2 separate regions of the Homo sapiens genome follow, and region 2 is linked to region 1. The links are chromatin loops, found by intact Hi-C in ENCODE. Cell type or tissue: Caco-2. All regions are shown on one strand. Links, peaks and the distances in the headings refer to the core of each region. The heading gives the core; the rest is flanking DNA. Region 1 has its middle 12 kb from the start of SLC6A2. Region 2 overlaps MMP2 (matrix metallopeptidase 2).

What was found. A loop is a pair of places that touch in the nucleus more often than their neighbours do. Peaks named below come from ENCODE experiments on the same cell type or tissue, not always from the same donor. Only the 100,000 strongest peaks of a DNase experiment are listed, where the experiment ranks them.
Region 2: it touches region 1 in a loop (2.5-fold over the local background); 6 of 110 quality-filtered maps call a loop at or near these places.

The regions. Positions count from the first base shown.
Region 1 is chr16:55,640,274-55,648,273 of GRCh38, reverse strand. No RefSeq gene overlaps it. Among named protein-coding and RNA genes, the nearest start is that of SLC6A2, 12 kb to the left of the region's middle. RefSeq lists a silencer at 4,703-4,997. In Caco-2, for the core only: no CTCF peak of the experiment used is centred there; a DNase peak (open chromatin) is centred at 4,906.
Region 2 is chr16:55,489,106-55,499,320 of GRCh38, reverse strand. It overlaps MMP2 (matrix metallopeptidase 2), which reads right to left. Exons shown (of 13, transcript NM_004530.6): 7 at 9,497-9,670; 8 at 7,365-7,520; 9 at 6,028-6,163; 10 at 2,259-2,395; 11 at 873-1,032. Among named protein-coding and RNA genes, the nearest start is that of LPCAT2, 15 kb to the left of the region's middle. In Caco-2, for the core only: no CTCF peak of the experiment used is centred there; a DNase peak (open chromatin) is centred at 4,090.

The DNA.
Region 1 (8,000 bases), core at 1-8,000:
TGGAAATATCTTGGCCATGCTCTTCCCTACAAATTTCTGAACCATCTTGCAGCGTTCCATGAAAAACACCACTGGAATTTCAATTGTTATTGCATTAAATCTACAGATCAATTTGAGGGAGAACTGACATCATCACAGTGTTTAGTCTTCCCATCCAAGAACACAGTACATGTTTCCATGTATTTGTCTTCTCTAATGTACACAGCATTTTAAATAGAGTTTGGGGAGAATTTGCAAACTCCTGCATGAAATCCATCTCAGAGTCTCTTAAAATGATTGCCCTCTAGTGTCTGAGCTCTTTTCTTTTTGCTCAGAAAACACTTTCCAATGGCTTCACCAGGAATATATTTGGACCAAAGTGATTCTTACAGCTATCTTCCCACTTCTTTCTTACTTGTCTCACTGGCCTTCTGATGTCTATTCTTGGGAAACAGCAAATTAAGCTTTTGTGGAGCCTGGAGAGGCAGAATGGTATCCAGGCTAAAAGCATGAACTTAGGAGCCACTAACCTGAATTTTAATCCTGACTCCACTGTGGACTATCTGTGAAATCCTGGCCAAGTTCCCCTACTTCTCTGTGTCTCAGTTTCTTTTCCTTCTTTCTTTCCTTCCTTCCTTCCTTCTCTTTCTTTTTTCTTTCTTTCTCTCTCTCTCCTTTCTCTCTTTCCTTTATTTCTTTCTCTTTTTTCTTTCTCTCTCTGTCTCCCTCCCTCCCTCCGTTTCTTCTTCTTCCTTTCTCTCTCTCTCGTTCTTTCTCTCTCTCTTTCTTTCTTTTTCTTTCTCTCTCTCTCCCTCCCTCTACCCTACCTTCTCTCTCCCTCTCTCTCTCGCTCCGTCTTCCCTCCTTCCCTCCTTCCCTCCCTCCCTCCCTTCCCTCCCTCCCTCACTTCCTCCTTCCTTCCTTCCTTCCTTCCTTCCTTCTTTCCTTTTTTCCTTCTTTCCTTCCTTTTGGTATAGATGGGGTCTTGTTATATTGCCCAGGCTGGTCTCATACTCCTGGGTTCAAGCAATCCACCCATCTCAGCCTCTTGAAATGCTTGGATTACTGGCATGAGCCACCAGACCTGGCCTCAGTTTCTTCATCTGTGAAATGGATAAGATGATGAGGAGGATAAGGGCACTTAGCTCATAGAATTGCTGAGAGAATTGAATGAGTAAATACATGTAAAGCACCTAGACAATGCCTGGTATCACATACATGTTACTTCTTATTGTTGTCGTTATCAAAACATTTAATTTCTCTATGTCTGTGGGAGGCAGGGATCTTCTCCAGAATTTTAATTTAGATTTATCTGACTTCAAATTACAAGACTGGGATAAAATAGCAAATATGGGTTGGCATAACTATTACAACTGTGGCCTTTGGACTTAAAAAATAAAAGCTGGGTTGAAAGCCTAGCTTCATTACTTGCTGGCTGGGTGACTTTTGGCTTCTAAGCCTTAGCGTTCCCAACTATAAAATGGGGATGACAACACCTGTGAAGATAATTAGCGGGTAGCACTGTATGAAGGGTCACATTTCTTTAGCCTCTACAATGCAGTGGCAGTTGAGTCCTCAAAGTCACTCTTTCTTCCTAGTGGCCTTTTGCCTCTTTTCCACTTTTACAGCTCACGCCTCTGGCAGATTTGTTAAAAGTGCAGATTCCTGGGCCCCAACCCAGAAATTTGAATTCAGTGGGTCTGCAGTGGGAGCCAGGAATCTGCATGTTTGTGGCATGTATATTCTTGTTTAAAAAAAAATAACTTGAGCTTTCAGATAGTTGAACACGGGGAGGTTCCTGGAGGGTTGTGCACCAGGGAGAGCATGAAGCTCCAATCCCCTTCCCCCAAAAGCCACCCTACTTATCTCTTCATCTATAACCTTTGCAATAGCCTCTATAATAAAATGGTAAACGTGAAATCACAACAGAATCTATTCAGTAAGGTAATGCCCAAAGCAAAGAAATCATATAGCCAGCACCCACGATGGCTTCCCAGTGATCTGCACTTCCCAATACTCAGGCCCCTGTGGAATGCCCTCCCACACCATGTCAGGGATGGCTCTGTGTGAGCAGTGGAATGTGGTAGGAATAATGCTCTGGGACTTTCCAAGTGAGGTAAGTAAAAGAAGCCTTGCAGCTCTGCCCATGACTCTCTCTTGGAACCTTCAGTCTCCATGTGTGAAGTCCAACTTCCCTGAGGTTGCCATGCTGGAGAGATCGCAGAGAGAGAGGCTCTGAGACCACAGGAAGAGAAAGAAATGTCCAGCCGTCCCCCAGCCATTTTAGCTTCAGCCAACCAAGTTATCCCAGCTGAGACCCTTGACATCATGGAACATCAACAAGTCATTCCCTTTAAACCCTGCCCCAAATGAAGTCTCATGAGTAAAATAAATAATTGTTGCTCTTTAAAAAAATAACAACTCCAGTATTAGTGACGTGTTTCATAACCTTTGTCCCAAGTTGAGAGTGGCTGTGGCAATTTGTGGGCAATTCAGCTTTGCCCAATTTGAATGCCTTTCTCCCCTCAAACTGGTGTGTCCTCCTTTTGCTCTGACTGCTTGGCAAAAAACATAGCCATTTCCTGCCTGGGCTGTCTATTCCATGAAGTCATGAATGGGTCCCTTCTGAGACATGGAAGGGAGAAAAGCTGCTTCACGTTCACTGTCTAGGGTACCATCTAGGAGGTAGCAGGAGCATCCATCAATACCCCAGAACAGAGGCGTGGAAGAGTGAAGGGACAGAGGTGTGAATTGCACCCTCTTCAAGGGAATCATGAGGCCTTGGCTCAAGGTTGTCTGCAATGAAGCCAAGGCCTGGGGGATGCACCTAGTCTGGGCTGGTCCTGCTCTGCATTCGTGCCCAGGATCCTGAACCTACTAAGTTGTTTAGTGATGGTGGTACACGCAGTAGTTCACCCTCTGTGGACTACATACAGAGAACACCTACCTGAAACATGTTCTTCAGAAGTTTGCCTCCTTTGTATTCTCAGCCCTCAAAATGAAAGCTGGGTGGTCTTTGGGTAAGGACAGGGGAACTAGGAGGTAGGGTGCAGGGTAATGATTTGCTACCCCTCTTTCTGGTAATACCACCACCCTCCCTTCCTAGTTTCTTAGGAGGCCCTTGATCTCTGGCTCCCTTAATGTGATCAGCAGGAGTAGTGGCACTCAACTTCTGTACTGCCTGGGAGTTCAAATCCTGACTTTCACTTACAAGCTTTGCTACCTCGAGCTGATGCGTGGCTCAGTTTTCTCACTTATAAAATGGGTCTTAGGGCCGGGTGTGGTAGTTCTCGCCTGTAATCCCAGCACTTTGGGAGGCCGAGGCAGGTGGATTGCCTGGGCCCAGAAGTTTGAGACCAGCCTAAGCAACGTGGCAAGACCCTGACTCTACAAAAAAAATACAAAAATTACAAAAATTAGCCGGGCGTGGTGGTGCACACCTATAGTACCAGCTACTCAGGAAGGCTGACATGAGAGGATCGCTTGAGCCTAGGAGGTCAAGGCTGCAGTGAGGCATGATCATGCCACTGCACTCCAGCCTGGGCAATAATAATAATGATAATAAAATTGGGCTTATGATAGTATCTATCTGTTGGGGGAGTTGGAGGGCTTAAATGCATCAGCGACTGCAAAGTGCATCAGCAGTGATTAGCACGTACTATAAACACGATAGACATTTGCTATACACTTGGCAGTTCTATTCACTTAGCAAACTGGGTGTGGGCACTATGCTAAGTATCATTTCATACAAGACAATCATTATTCTCATTTTACAGATTGAAGACCATGCTGAAAGTGGTTAGACGTCCTGTCCTGGACTTCATGGCTAGAGAGGGACAGAGGGTAGGGTTTGAGCCCAGATCCTGGCAGGCTCCAGGGCTTACGCTCTTCACCCCTGTTCTATCTCCATGGCTCAGCGGTTGCCAGTTTGGGCCTCATTTGCCTCACTCCATCTCTCTGCTCGAGCTCCCTATTCTCAGTAGGGCTGCTCACTCTTTTTGGCTGGGAAACTTGAGGCCATGGCTGATGCATTTCTGAACCCAGACATTGTGGTTTGTCAGCCACCATCTCCTCTGGCCCTTTCCCCTCAAGGAGCTAGAGTCCTTCCCTCTTCAAGGCTCACCTCCCACCTCAAGCCCTTAGATCCACCCCTCCCACCAGTTCTGGGATCTGCCCCAAGGCCCATTTTGTTTCTCTTCTATTTTTCTTCTCTGCCCCCTTTGCCTTTGTCCTGCGCATCTTCCAGGTCTTCAGCATCCACTGCCAGTCTCCCCTCAATGCTGTGTGTCATGAGGTTTGCCCTTCCTCCCAGGTAGCTGGCAGAAGAACCCTCCACTTCTTTGCCCCACTTTGTACCTCCCTGCCTCACTTCCACTCCCAAAATTACACAGGGTAGTAGCAGAGCAAGAGATCAGAACCGGCTCCGACACGTGGTCCCAGGGTCTTCCCACACCTACGTCCTCTCTTTGGAACATTTCTCAGAGCAGATAGTTGAACATTGCCCTGGCATCACTCTGAAGGAAGGAGGTGCACGAAAGATAGGTTTTGATGAGGAGGCTGGGAAGACTTGGGGGTCCAGGTTGGGGCAGCAGTGAGGGGAGGATCCAGGCTGGGAAGGATCCTTGGTGATAACAAAGGTGGGGAGAGGTCATCATGAGGCCACCCTGCCTGTTCCAAGGGCCACAGGAATCCTCACTGAGCCCTCCAGCACACGCAGTTCTCTTGTAAGGGGACTGGCAGCTGGTCTACACTGCCCACGTGTGGATGTGGGCCATGAAGCTAAAGCTGAAGTGCATGTCCTGGGGAGAGTCAGGTCAGGCAGTTGGTGGAGAGACTTAGGCCTTAGGAGAAGACTGAGGGACAGACCTGCTGGCCTCAGGAGTGGACATGCAGTCACCAGGGGGTGCTGCACATATATTCCGTGTGGCCCAAGAGCAGGCCCAGAGCCACAAACACGCACTTCAAGGAGTCAGGCTCCAGCTCAGTGTAGCCCAGGAGGCAGGTGGAACGGCTGTGTCTGGGAAGGCTGGGGGCTGCCCTCCAAGGAGTGTGTGCCTGCCCACCCCTGCCTCTGGCTCAGGCTTTGTGAGAACCAGTCCGGGGAGCTGGAGAAAGGAATGGGGCTTTGTTTCAAAATTTTCCAATTTTGCTAATAGCGTCTCTCCCATTTTTTTCTCCCTATCCTCCAGCCCACCTGTAACAAGACCTTTCGCCATGCCCGCATCCCTTAGAAGCTAGGATAGTTGGAGCTTGGAGGGACCTTGCAGATCTCTCCTGAAGTAGAGAAGTACAGCCCCAAGGAAAAGGGGCAATGGCTCAGGGCTATGCAGGCCCTGATTTGAATTACTTTGAATCACAGAGGGAGAAAGTTCCACTGCTTTTCATGCTTTTTTAGCCCTGATTACGGAAGGAGTGAGTCTCAATCTGGTGTTCATGTGTCTGTAATGACTCTAACTTACTAATCCCCAGTTCAACAGAAGGAAGCCAGGCTTTGGGTCAGAACTTTCAGGCCCAAACCGCATGAAACTAGAATCTCCTATCAGTGCTTTCTTTTCGTTGCTTTATTTTTAGTTATCTATTTATGGCATGTGATTTTGGTTTTTTATTTATTACATGATGACAGTATAAAATTTCTTTCATTATTTCTTACTGTTAACTTAAAAAATGTGGATAATTCCCAAGCATGTATCTACACTGTCACTATAGAGTATTTCTGCTCTCACTAGATACCTGCTCTCTAGTGTTCATAGGTGCCAGATAGTGAAAGCTTAGATACACATTTGGGAATAATCCTCACTAAATACATACATAATACATACCTAATAGCACATATTAAATGTATGGTATACATACATATAATGCATAATTATATAACAATATGTATTTATTATTAAATATAAATATATATTATTAAGAATAATCAATATACATACTATATACACACATGCACACATACTCAATATATACATATACTGCATATGTACCTATGTATACACGATATGTATATATTATTACTTAAAATTACACACGTACATTTACATATACCTAAAATGTTGCGTATATTCCTAAAATTTTATACATATAAACTATATATGAAAACATATATATAAATTTTTATATATAAAACATATATATATTTGTATGAGGCTTAACACACAGAAAATTGAAGTAATTATAACTGCACTTTTTACATAGTAAAAACGCTCATGAAACTACATCCAGGCCATTAAAAAAATGACCAGAATCTGAGGAGTCCCCCTGGTTGCCCCTCCCTGTCAACATCTCCCTCCTCCCCAAAGGTAACTGCTATCTGGACCTTGAACCCCCTAGATTTATTTTGCCTGTCTAAACCATTTTTACGCATCACTTTTGTGCATGTTTAAAGTTTATACAGTTGGCCTTATTCCGCATGAATCCTCCTGCAAATATTCTTGAGGTTTTTCCATGTTGATACTTGAGCTTCCTTTTTAAAACAAATGTGTTTAATTAAGAAGAATGAGTTGATTTAAAGGAAAACATCAAATGCATACTAGGACAAGTTGATCAGGGAGTGCCAGAATTCAGGAAACATTGGCTTTAAGCCCAGTATCTTCCCCTTTTACAGGTGTGCACACCAAGGTCAAGGGCCATAACAGCTGTACTGCAGGTCAGTCTGCATGTTCACGGCACAACTGGGATGAGGTTCCAGCCCAAGTTCCTGAGGTCGGAGATCTTTCCTACTACGTCATGTTGGCAAGAACATTCCCCTCTGCCTTACCCTACCCCACAGCTCTATTTCCTAGCCAACGTCGGTTCTTAACCTTGAACTGCAGAAAGTAAGCTGTTTTTGTTGTGTTTTATTGATCATTTTAGAATTAAGCCTAGAGTCAGGGTGGTGTGTTATTGGGGGACCAAGTCCCACCAAGGCAGCTGTCCAACCTTCAAAGTTATGACAAGCCTTCCACTTGGCAGCCCACCTCAGTGACCTATATTTTAATATGTGCTATTAGATTATTGCTAATGAGACATCTTAGGGATAAAAGAATTATGCTCGCTGCTGGGCTATGGTAAAAGTACAATTGAATTAAAGGCTGAAATCGTTTAGGACTCTGCTAGACAACCTGTCCCCCAGGCTGGGCCCGAATGGAGATATTAAGCTTTGGAAATTACACAGGAAAAATAAGTATAATTGATCTAGGGTAACTTCACTCATCTAAATTAAATAATGTGATTGTTACAGGCAGAAAGGCTCAGGATGAGAAGCCGGGCGGAAAAGGCTTGCTATCTGCAAACAAAGTTATAAGTGAAAGCCCCAGGGAATTGACTTTCCCCTGATGAGCCGAGCACCCTCCTGATGGCTTCTGAGAGTCCACTTGGTCATCAGCAGGAAATGGACCTGGTCTGAATGTTATAGAATCTGAGGTTTGCCAGGCGCCTCTGACCACCATCCTCACCAGCCCCTTCCCAATGCCTTAGCCAGCTCATGCCCCACCCGGCAAATTGTCCAGTGCTGTGTGCACAACTCTCTTGCTTAGAAGAGATTTCTCTATCCCAGCACTTTGGGAGACCATGGTGAGTGGATCATCTGAGGTCAGGAGTTCGAGACCAGCCTGGCCAACATGGTGAAACCCCATCTCTACTAAAAATACAAAAAAATTAGCCAGGCATGGTGGCGGGTGCCTGTAATCCCAGCTACTTGGGAGGCTGAGACAGGAGAATCGCTTGAACCCAGGAGGAAGAGGTTGCAGTGAGCCAAGACCATGCCTTTGCACCCCAGCCTGGGCAACAAAAATGAAACTCTGTCTCAAAACAAAACAAAACAAACAAACAAACAAACAAGAAGAGATTTCTCTGCTGGTGGCTGTAGCTGCTTTTATTTCCATCCATAGGAGTCTTGTGGTCTGCAATGCCTAAGGTCCATGCAACCTCATCTCCCTGGAGCCAGCCTCCAGAACCCCATGCCATCATCTATAAATTGCACAACTGTGTGCGGAGTGCCACTTACAGACCAGTCTTTAAATGAAGATATTGCATTTGCAGAA
Region 2 (10,215 bases), core at 1-8,000, 150 kb after region 1:
ACCATCTCGGGTATAGAATAGTAGTGAAGAGTGAAGACTAACATGTTTTCCCAGGAGACAGAATGCCAGGGTTCAAATCCCAACCTGTCCCTACCTGGCTATGTGACTCCAAGCTGGTTACTTAACCTTTCTTTTTTCTTTTTTTTTTTTTTGAGTTGGAGTCTCACTCTGTTGCCCAGGCTGGAGTGCAGTGGCATGATCTCAGCTCACTGCAACTTCTGTCTTCCAGGTTTAAGTGATTCCCCTGCCTCAGTCTCCCTAGTAGCTGGGATTGCAGGCATGCACCACCATGTCCAGCTAATTTTTTTGCATTTTTAGTAGAGATGGGGTTTCACCATGTGGCCAGGCTGATCTGGAACTCCTGAGCTCAAGTGATCCACCCATCTTGGCCTCCCAAAGTGCTGGGATTACAGGCGTGAGCCACTGTGCCCAGCCACGGTTACCTAACCTTTCTGAACCCAGGTTTCCTCATCTGTAAAATGGGAGGAATAATAATTCCTATCCCATAGAACCCTTGGGACAGTCTCTGACACATAGTGTCAATAGGAGCAGTTATTATCTTTATTTTTATTACCCCCTTCTTCAGTGAGTCATTTCAAAATGTGAGGGTCCAGACCAGACATGGGCCAATCAAAAGAATTCTGCAAAGAGAAAGGATATTCCACCAGAATTATATCAGCAATGTGTACAAGAATGGTTCACCTTTGGCAACATCTCAGAGGTGCCAGAGACCAAAGAGGTTAGATACCAGAGAGAGGGCATCCAGAGCCCACCAACCTCTGAACTCAGCCCAGGAGGCTTGAAGCCTCAGGGCGGCTTCTCTGTCTCTCGCAGCCAACTGTGCTGCTGTCCTACCCACCGCCCTCCCTTACCTCCAGAATTTGTCTCCAGCAAAGATGTATGTCTTCTTGTTTTTGCTCCAGTTAAAGGCGGCATCCACTCGCTGGACATCAGGGGGCAGTCCCAGGCTGGTCAGTGGCTTGGGGTACCCTCGCTCCAGGGTGCTGGCTGAGTAGATCCAGTATTCATTCCCTGGGGTGGAAGCAAAGGGTGTGTTGGCTGGTGCTGACATGCCCTAGGCCAGCCTGTTCCTCCCATCATCTGTCTGTCCACGGGCCCCACTGCAGCCATTCCCAACAGAGTGCAACTTCCTGCTCACTCCTGGTTGCAGTGCCCAGAATCAGGGCTCACACAGAGGGCTTTAGAAGTCAATTACAGAAGGTGCCTGGTCAAGGACATGAGTTGGGGGATAAATCCAGCTCACACTCTGCTCACCAAGTCGTGCACTCTAAGGGCCTTGCTGTCATAAAGAGGCACCTTTTGCTAATTTGCAAAAAGGTGCCCTAGGAGCCAGCAGTTGTCCTCTCCGGGACCCATGATTACGGTGGATTGGGGGAGGTGGGAGCCAGGTGGTGGAGACAATAGTCTTGGCTGAGCCTTTATCTTCTCTAGGATCCCACCTCAGACCAGGACAGGGACCTCCTAAATCCTTCTTTACCCCTCATAAGAGCCCAGCTGTCTGTCTCCCTGAGTGGTTTGTGAGCATCGCGAAGGCAGAGCTTGTATCCCCAGGGTATGGCAAAGCCCAGCGCATGGAAATGCTCCAATAAATGTTAAATGAGTAAACCTTAGCCATACAGACCTCACCTTGATGATTTCTACCACTTCTAGGGGCTCCCTGTACTATTATTTACTTAACATTCTGCTTTCAGTGAATTCATTTTGAAATCTTTAAAAATAAATTTATTAAAAAATGTTTTTTGACTGTCAAAATATCAGTTACTGAATAATCCGTTTCTGTCCTGATTTGAAACTCCACACTATTATAACTAACTGCCTCTGTTAAAACCAATTTATGTCTAAAAGTAAAAATGAAAACAAATATTCTTTAAAACATTCGAACTAAAACTGTTACCTGCCAAAGACTGTATCACTACAAAGGCGTTAGGGACACACCAGCACTAAACTGAGACTTTTTTTCTTCTAGAAAAGAAATGAGACGGATTGAAAAGAATTAAGAAAATGAAATGTGTACACTGAGGGTTAATGCTATCTGATGTTGGGTGTCGGAACCAATCTCCCAGAGGAGCTGCGCACTTCAGGAAATAATGTTGAAAGAATGAATCCATAAAGGAAAGGGAGCACCCACGGGTGCATAGGAACTGTGGTTTGAGAGGGGGAGTGAGCCTGGGACACCCAGGAGCCCTGGTGCAGAGCCCTGTGGAGCTGAGGGCCAAGGAAGGGTGCTTCCCACACACCTGCAAAGAACACAGCCTTCTCCTCCTGTGGGGCCTCGTATACCGCATCAATCTTTTCCGGGAGCTCAGGCCAGAATGTGGCCACCAGCAGGGGCCCCATGGGCTTGTCACGTGGCGTCACAGTCCGCCAAATGAACCTGGCAGGAGGCAAGGGGGCACAGGAAACCACATCTTCAGTCACCCTGCAGCTCGAACCACACACACCCCCAAACCCACCCAGAAACATCCCAGAGATGATTCCATGATGGGAGTGGGAGGCAGGATCAAAGGAAGGTTGGAGAAGGACTGGAGAACGGGCAGAGTTCCTGTCTGCAATCTGCTGGAGCTGAGAAACATCCTCCTACCCTGTTCTCTCCCTCTACCTCCTCCAGGAAGCCTTCCCTGACTACCTCCATCCATATTGTGTTTTCCCTCTCTAAGCCTCTCAAAATCATCAACTCTGAGTGCCTGGAACAGTAGTGTCTGTTTGTCTTAACTCTCCTATTTGATTAGAGGCCAATTGGGGCAGGAGCTGATGACACTCAAGTATTTCCTGAATTAAAATGAAATGAATTTGTGTACTTTGTCAAGAGTAAGAGTTATCATTTATTGAGGGTCCTACTAAATGCCATGTGCTTTATTTATGTGCCTTGTAATTTAATCCCCACAATCTTTTAAGACAGCATGCACTCTGGATGGTCTACCTAGCATTAATTATCTATTTCCCCACCATCCTTCTTCACAAAACTCCACATTTATGATCCAGCCTTCACCTCCTCTGACCCTGTGTCCCCTACCCCCATTCTAGGGGTAGATACTGATTGGTATAAGCCACTGGTTCTCAAAGTGCAGTCTCCTGACCAGCAGCATCTGCGTCACCTGAGAACTCATTAGAAATGCAAATGATTGGGTCCTTACAGAGATCTACAGATAAGAATCTCTGGGCTTGGGGCCCAGAATCTGTGTTTTAACAAGCCTTCCAGATGATTCTAACGCATGCCAAGGTTTGAGAACTACTGGTCTAAGCCAATCAGAGTTTAGCATTCCCTAGCACTGTTACTGATTCAGCAGTTGCCATATGACTTACAGTGGTGTAAAGACGGAACACACAGACTTGTATTTCACATCTGGGGGTCTGTGTGTGTGTATCTGTGCGTGTCTCTTTCTCTCTCGCTTCCTGGGAGAGGGCAGGGATTAGAGCCCCAACTGCCACTGGTAACCTTCTTGTGACCATGAGGTAGAACCGGCCTTAGGATGAAGTAAGTGCAGAGGCTAGCAGTGGACAAAGACATCAAGTCACTGACCCTCTCTCTGCCCCTGCAGGCAGCTCTACCCCTGGACTTTGTACCAAATGAAAGCAATTTCTCTCTACTGTTTAGGCTGGATTGAGTTTGCAGAGGGATGGTCTCTGTTATTTGCAGAAAAACATCCTAGCGTAGGAAGGTGTCACAATTTTTATTTAGCAAATGAAGCTCAGAGAGGTTAGGATTCAAATTACTTAGTTATCACTACATCAATGACTAAATAAATTAGTTATTACCAAGATTCATATCCAGATCTGACTCCAAAGTCTGAGTTTAATCACCCTGCAATACTGTCCTTCATGACCCCCACCCTCACCAGTGCCTAGCAGCAATTTTTGCTCATGGTTGAAGTTTAATATTTACTGGTTAATCAAATAAACCCATTAAACACTCATCACGTTCCTTTTGAAAGAAAACTGTGATGTGGTAGGCCAGGGATGGCTCCAGCCTGGGTCTGGGCTCTGCATCCTTTCCTAGGCCCCACACATCTGAGATCTGCATGTGTGGTCAGGGCTTTCTTAGTGGGAGGAGCTCCAGATGAAGCACATTGCCAGATCCTTACAATGGGAACTGCAGAGCAGTGCTGACATCTGCTGTTATATATCCTGATTTGGGCATTCGAGGCCTGACGGGACCTGATTTCTCACTACATTCTAAGTCTCATCTCTCATTGCATTCTTGCCATTTCCCCATTGGCCAGCAGACCCTGTGAAGGGCAAGGCATCTGCACCCCAGAATTTGGCCCAGTGCCTAGAGTAGAGGAAACTCTTCCTGAAAGTTTATGGAACATCTTCTAGCCTCACCAGATTCTCACTGGCTAATCCAGAAACTTTCACATCACTATGGCTTGGCTCTGCAGGTCCCTCTGTCTCAAAGAACCTCCTAACTTGTCACCCCCATCAGATTCTTGCTTCTCCTTTGAAGGCTCTGCTCAAATGCTGCTGCATCTGTGAAGCCTTCCTTGACTGGGACGTGCTCACAAAAGCACCTAACACCTCTGCGATCACTTTTCTTTCATCTTGCCATGTCAGTTCTCCATGCCTATTTCTCAAACTGGACTTGTGATGCACAAACTTTAATGTGCATCAGAATCACTGGGAGAATTTGCTAAAACGCAGATTCCTGGGGCCTAGCCCCAGAGTTCCAGTCAGGAGGGTCTGAAGCTGGGGCAGAAAACCCACCTTTTAATACCCACACTCTAGATGGTTCTGTTATAGGAGGCCCATGCGCCTGTCTTTGAGAACACTGATCTAGCAGCCCCCCACCCCACTGTCCCGAGAACATCATTCTTCCTCCTCCAGCTACTAAAGCCTAGCAAAGTATTTGGCACAGTAGATGCCAAACAATTATTTGTCAATAACAATAGCTAATATGAATACACTTACTCTGTGTCAGGCATTGTTTTTGTTCTCAGCACTAAGTTCATCTAATCCTTACAACAGCCCTAGGAGATAGGTTGGAATATTAGCCCCATTTTATAAATGAGGAAACCAAGGTACAAAGAAGATACTTAATTAACTTGTCTATGATTACATAACCAGTAAGTAGCAGTTACAGAATTCTAACCCAGAGAATCTGGCTTCAGAGTCCATTTTCTCAACTACTATACTCTATGAATGAATAAATGGATGAATAATGAATAATGGATGGCTGGATCATAAATAATGGATAATAGATGGCTGGCTGGCTGGATGGATGATGGATGGAAAGATATAGGTATGGATGGATGGATGGGTAGATGGATGGATGATAGAAGAATGGAAGGACAGACCCTTTAATGAGGTCCTAGATACTGCCTGCCATTCTCCAGGGAACTAGGGCATTAGGGTAAACCTCAGTCTTTAGTCAACTGAGTGGTGATCTTTATCTATAGCATGAAGAATACCACCTCTTTCTACTCTGCAGTCACTCACCACCCATACACAGAGTAATTTGGCCATTTGAGGGCAACGCCATTCTAGAAGGCCTGTGGTAGACTGAATTATGGTTCCCAATTCTTCCCTCCATTTTGATTTTAGGATTATGCATTCATATGCATTTCCATGTGACTTTGCAGTACTACCCTCTAGGGTAGGTCTTGGGATTGGCCATGTGACTTATTTCAGGCAGTGGAATATTCTCAGACAAGATGTGAGTGGAGGCTTTAAATGAGCTTGTGTAGTTCAGTTTGGCCTCTTGCACCCTGTCATCTGCCATGAGTAGCTGCTAATCCCATGAGAACAACAGGCAGAGCACACCTGAACCCAAACTGTAGCTGAAAGTCAAGATAACTAGTAGACCCACAGACTATGAGAGAGCAAACAAAATGCTTGGGTGCAAATCCACTGAAACCTGGAGGTTGTTTGATACACAGCAGAAACTGCCTAATTCAGGTCATTCTGGGAAGCATTTGGCGGAGTCTTCAGCGAAGAGTGAGGGAAAAGAATAATGGTATAAGAGCAGAGGACAGGAGACAAGGAGGACAAGAAGCAAGCTCCTGCACTCACCGGTCCTTGAAGAAGAAGATCTCACCACGGATCTGAGCGATGCCATCAAATACAATGTCCTGTTTGCAGATCTCAGGAGTGACAGGGCCCAGCGTGGGGGTGGGGCCGGTGCCAAGGTCAATGTCAGGAGAGGCCCCTGGGGAGAACACCTGACCTTAGACTCTCTGCAGCTCCAGAGGTTCTCCCCACTAGGGTGAGCCCCCAGGGGTGCCCACCCAACCATCTAAGAGTCAGAAGAAATCGCCTTCTGGCCTTAGTGTAAGCTCCGTAAGGTAACAAGAAGATGCCTGGACTTGGGGAGTCCTGGGGCCCTTTGTACTTTATATATGCTTTTTACTGACATCACCCAAATCAGTCCTCTCTATAGCCCTGGGAGTGGGGTATCATGATTGCACCATTTCACAGGTGAGGAAACTGAGGCCCAGAAAAGTTGAGTGACTTGCCCAAGGATTCAAACCCAAAGCTCAGATTCTTATGCCCACAAGAGTCAGGGCGGTCAGGGGGCCGCTGGTGTGTCCAGAACTGACAGTATGGCACTTTTCATGATAAGCAATTATTTTAGAGATGAGGAAACTGAGTCCAAAGAGGTATAAAGACTTACACAATATCTTGCAGCTAGTGAAGGGCAGAGGCCACATTTGAACCCAGCACCCCTCACGGCAGACCTTGGGCTTTTTCCTGAGTCTAGCAGTCCCCAAACTTCATCACTCAAGCACCACTTTCACTATTTTGGCCTGGCTCAGATATCACCTGGACCATTAAATATTTTTTAAAAATGAACTGACTTTTTAAACTCTAGCCTCACTGTAAGAACCAACAATAAATAAATAAATAAATAAATAAATAAATAAATAAATAAATAAATAATTGGCTTAAGGCACTGGTTGTTCTGTTTCTACTACATACTAAAAATCAAAGCTTATTATGAAAACTAGAAACTTCCACCCCCGTATTGTTAAGGTCATTCCACATGATGGAAAATTCTGTCCTGTACTTGGCTATTCTCCTGGATTCTAAACTCCACTGGGTTGCTCAAACCTGTGTAACCTTGCACCAGGTGACCTTACTCACCTAGAAAATGGGAGAAACCCAGAAATGGAGCGCTAAGAGTGACATGGATATTAGCATTGTTCGGATAGGGAAGAGTTATCCAAGTATCCCCTTGGAGAGCTGCTCTGCCTTCCCAAGACCAGGTCAACACTCCCATTTCCTGCCCTCGTCTCCAGCACTCCTGGCTGGATGAGATCTTGCTGGTCCCACCCCCTGGGCCTCCATCCCAGGCTACATGACCTCCCCCCTCCTCACCCTCCACCCCCAACCCCCGCCCGGAGGTTTACCATAGAGCTCCTGAATGCCCTTGATGTCATCCTGGGACAGACGGAAGTTCTTGGTGTAGGTGTAAATGGGTGCCATCAGGGCCCCAGGGTCTTGGGAGTGCTCCAGCCCCATGGCGTGGCCAAACTCGTGGGCTGCCACGAGGAACAGGCTGTACCCTGAGGGTTGCAGGGAGGAGAGAGGGTTGAAAGACAGGAAGAGAGATGAGAGAGAAGTCAAGACCTGACCCAGTGATGCAGACTTTTGAGGACAGCCCCACAGTAAGGCTGAGAACCCTGGAAGCGGCATGTATTGATTTTTTTTTTCTTTTCCTGAGAATTCTGGGATCAATACACAATTTTGGGATTAGTGCCTATTGTTTCCAAGTGGGGTCAGCCAAAGTCTTCTTGTCTCTTTCCAAGTCAGTATCAGGACAGGTGTGCTATAAAGGAACAGAACAAGTAGTATCTGCGAATTTTCTACTTAAAACCCCATTCATTTTAAAATCCTGCTTCCTGGCTTTTTATGTCTCTCTATAAAAGATGAGCTCTACAAACCCAGCTCCTCAGCCTCTCTGAAGAGGTAAGAAGAGTGGGGATAGGCTGGCCCCATGTTGCCACCATTTCTGCCCAGGTGAAAGCAGTAAAAACCTTTCACACTTAGCGTGGTTGCACAGGCTGAGCCACAGCCAGCGAGCAAAACCTGTGTCACACCCTGTTGTGGTTAAATGCGTCCCCCCAGAAAAGATTTGCCCAAGTCTTAACCCTAGGGACCTGTGAATGTGAACTTATTTGGAAATAGGCAGGAGAATCACTTGAACCCAGGAGGCAGAGGTTGCAGTGAGCCGAGATCATGCCACTGCACTCCAGCTGGGCAAGAGCAAGACTCCGTCTCAAAAAAAAAAAAAAGGAGGAGAGGCAAGCAGAGGGGGAAGAAGGCCATCCATGTCATGACAGAGGCATAGACTGGAGTGACGCATCCTTCAGAGGGAACATGGCCTTACTGACGCCGTGATTTTAGACTTCCAGCCTCCAGAAGCATGAAAGAATACATGGGGTTTGTTTCAAGCCATCAGTTTGTGGCACTTTGTCATGGCAGCCCCAGGAGACTATAATATTCACCCTGGGTGAGCCACTGAGCTCTGGATACTTGAACCACTCAGGAAGGTGGAGAATCCCACCTTTAAGCTGGTAAAATCAGACTGTGTCCTAGCAAGGAATTTAGCAGGGGATAAGAAAACCTCCTTTGGCCAGCCTCTGTCCACTGACATCTGCCAAGTTCCATCTCATGATGATTAAAAAGAATGAAAGCAACATAAAGACAGGCTTGCCTAATTCTGACAGGCCCTGGACCTGCCCACTGACCTGGCCATTATGGGCCATCAGGGAGCTTTAAGCAACCCTGCAACCCTGGGCTCTGTAGCCTAGATTGGGCACAGGGCCCCAAGCACCCTGCTCACTGCACTGAGCACATAGTAAGGTCACAAGCTGTCTCCTGGTCACTCTCTCCCCTGAGCTTGTGAGTCCTAGGGGGCAGAGAGCTGTCCCAGTCAGCTCCATCCTCAGCACCCAGGACTGACGAGGACCCACCATTTACACCCTGGTAACAGATGGTGCTGACTGATGGGGGAGAGAGGGCTCTGGGGGCTCCCCCAGGGCTGCGTGGACCATGGTGTCAGATCAAGCATGAGGCTCTTCCTTTTTTCCTTTCTTCTACTGCCTACCAGCTCCTTGAAGGCACCTCTTTGTGCAGTGGGAATGTCTCTTAGGAGAATTGTCTCTCTGGTAATCTGTGCTCAGAATTCAGCCAATTTTGGTAGTCACAAGCCCGCCTGGAGGGTGGCTGAAGGGGAAGACAAGAGCAGTGACCCCTCAGGAAGGCCAGTTCTTACCCAGGAGGTGAGTAGCAGCATCTGGTCTACCAGGGTCTGATTTTGGAGGCTGTGCCTCCACCTGGATGGGCAGGATCTAAGCAGGGACCTTGGCTCCACCAGAGATGGGCATTGTCTCAGCCCAGGTGGGCGGGTCTGGGTAGGTGGGTGTCTGGGGGGCAGTGTCTATGCTTGAAGTGGGTGAGGTCTCAGGAAGGTTTTTGGAGCAAGTTTAGGGGCAAGGGCAATGTCCAGGGTCTCTGTCCAATGACCAGGGCCTCGTACCTTGGTCAGGGCAGAAGCCCCACTTGCGGTCATCATCGTAGTTGGCTGTGGTCGCACACCACATCTTTCCGTCACTGCGGCCGGCGCTGGTGCAGCTCTCATATTTGTTGCCCAGGAAAGTGAAGGGGAAGACACAGGGGGCACCTTCTGAGTTCCCACCAACAGTGGACATGGCTGTGGGGTTAGGGATACGGGTCAAGGCGCAGCAAAGAGTCTGAGGCTACCACCAGGAAGCAATGACATGACGCTGACCTTAATGAACCACACCTAAGTTAGACTCAGTCCCAGGCACTGTATCTTTAGACTCATCTCACCCACCCCTGACAACAGCCTTGTGCAGGAGGGACTGAATAGCACCGCGTTTCATGGATGGGAAATAGATCAGAGAGATGATGAAATTTCCCTAAGCCAACACTGCTAGGAAGTATCAGAGCTGCAATTCAAACCCAGGAAGCCAGATTCCAGAGTTCTAATGAGCCTCCCATGGAAGGGGGCAGATGGGCTAGGGGCAAAGGGAGTTGGATGAAGCTGATGGCACCAGCACATGCCCCTCAGCTGTGAGCCCCCTTGGGCAGGGCTTTGCAGAGACCAACCTCTGTGTATGCTGCACAAAGCAGGCGCTCAGTAAATTCCTGTTGGAGGAAGGGAAGAAGGAAAGGAGGGAGGGATAGAGAGGAGGGCAGGAAGGAGACAGGGAGGAAAGCACGGAGCTCTTAATA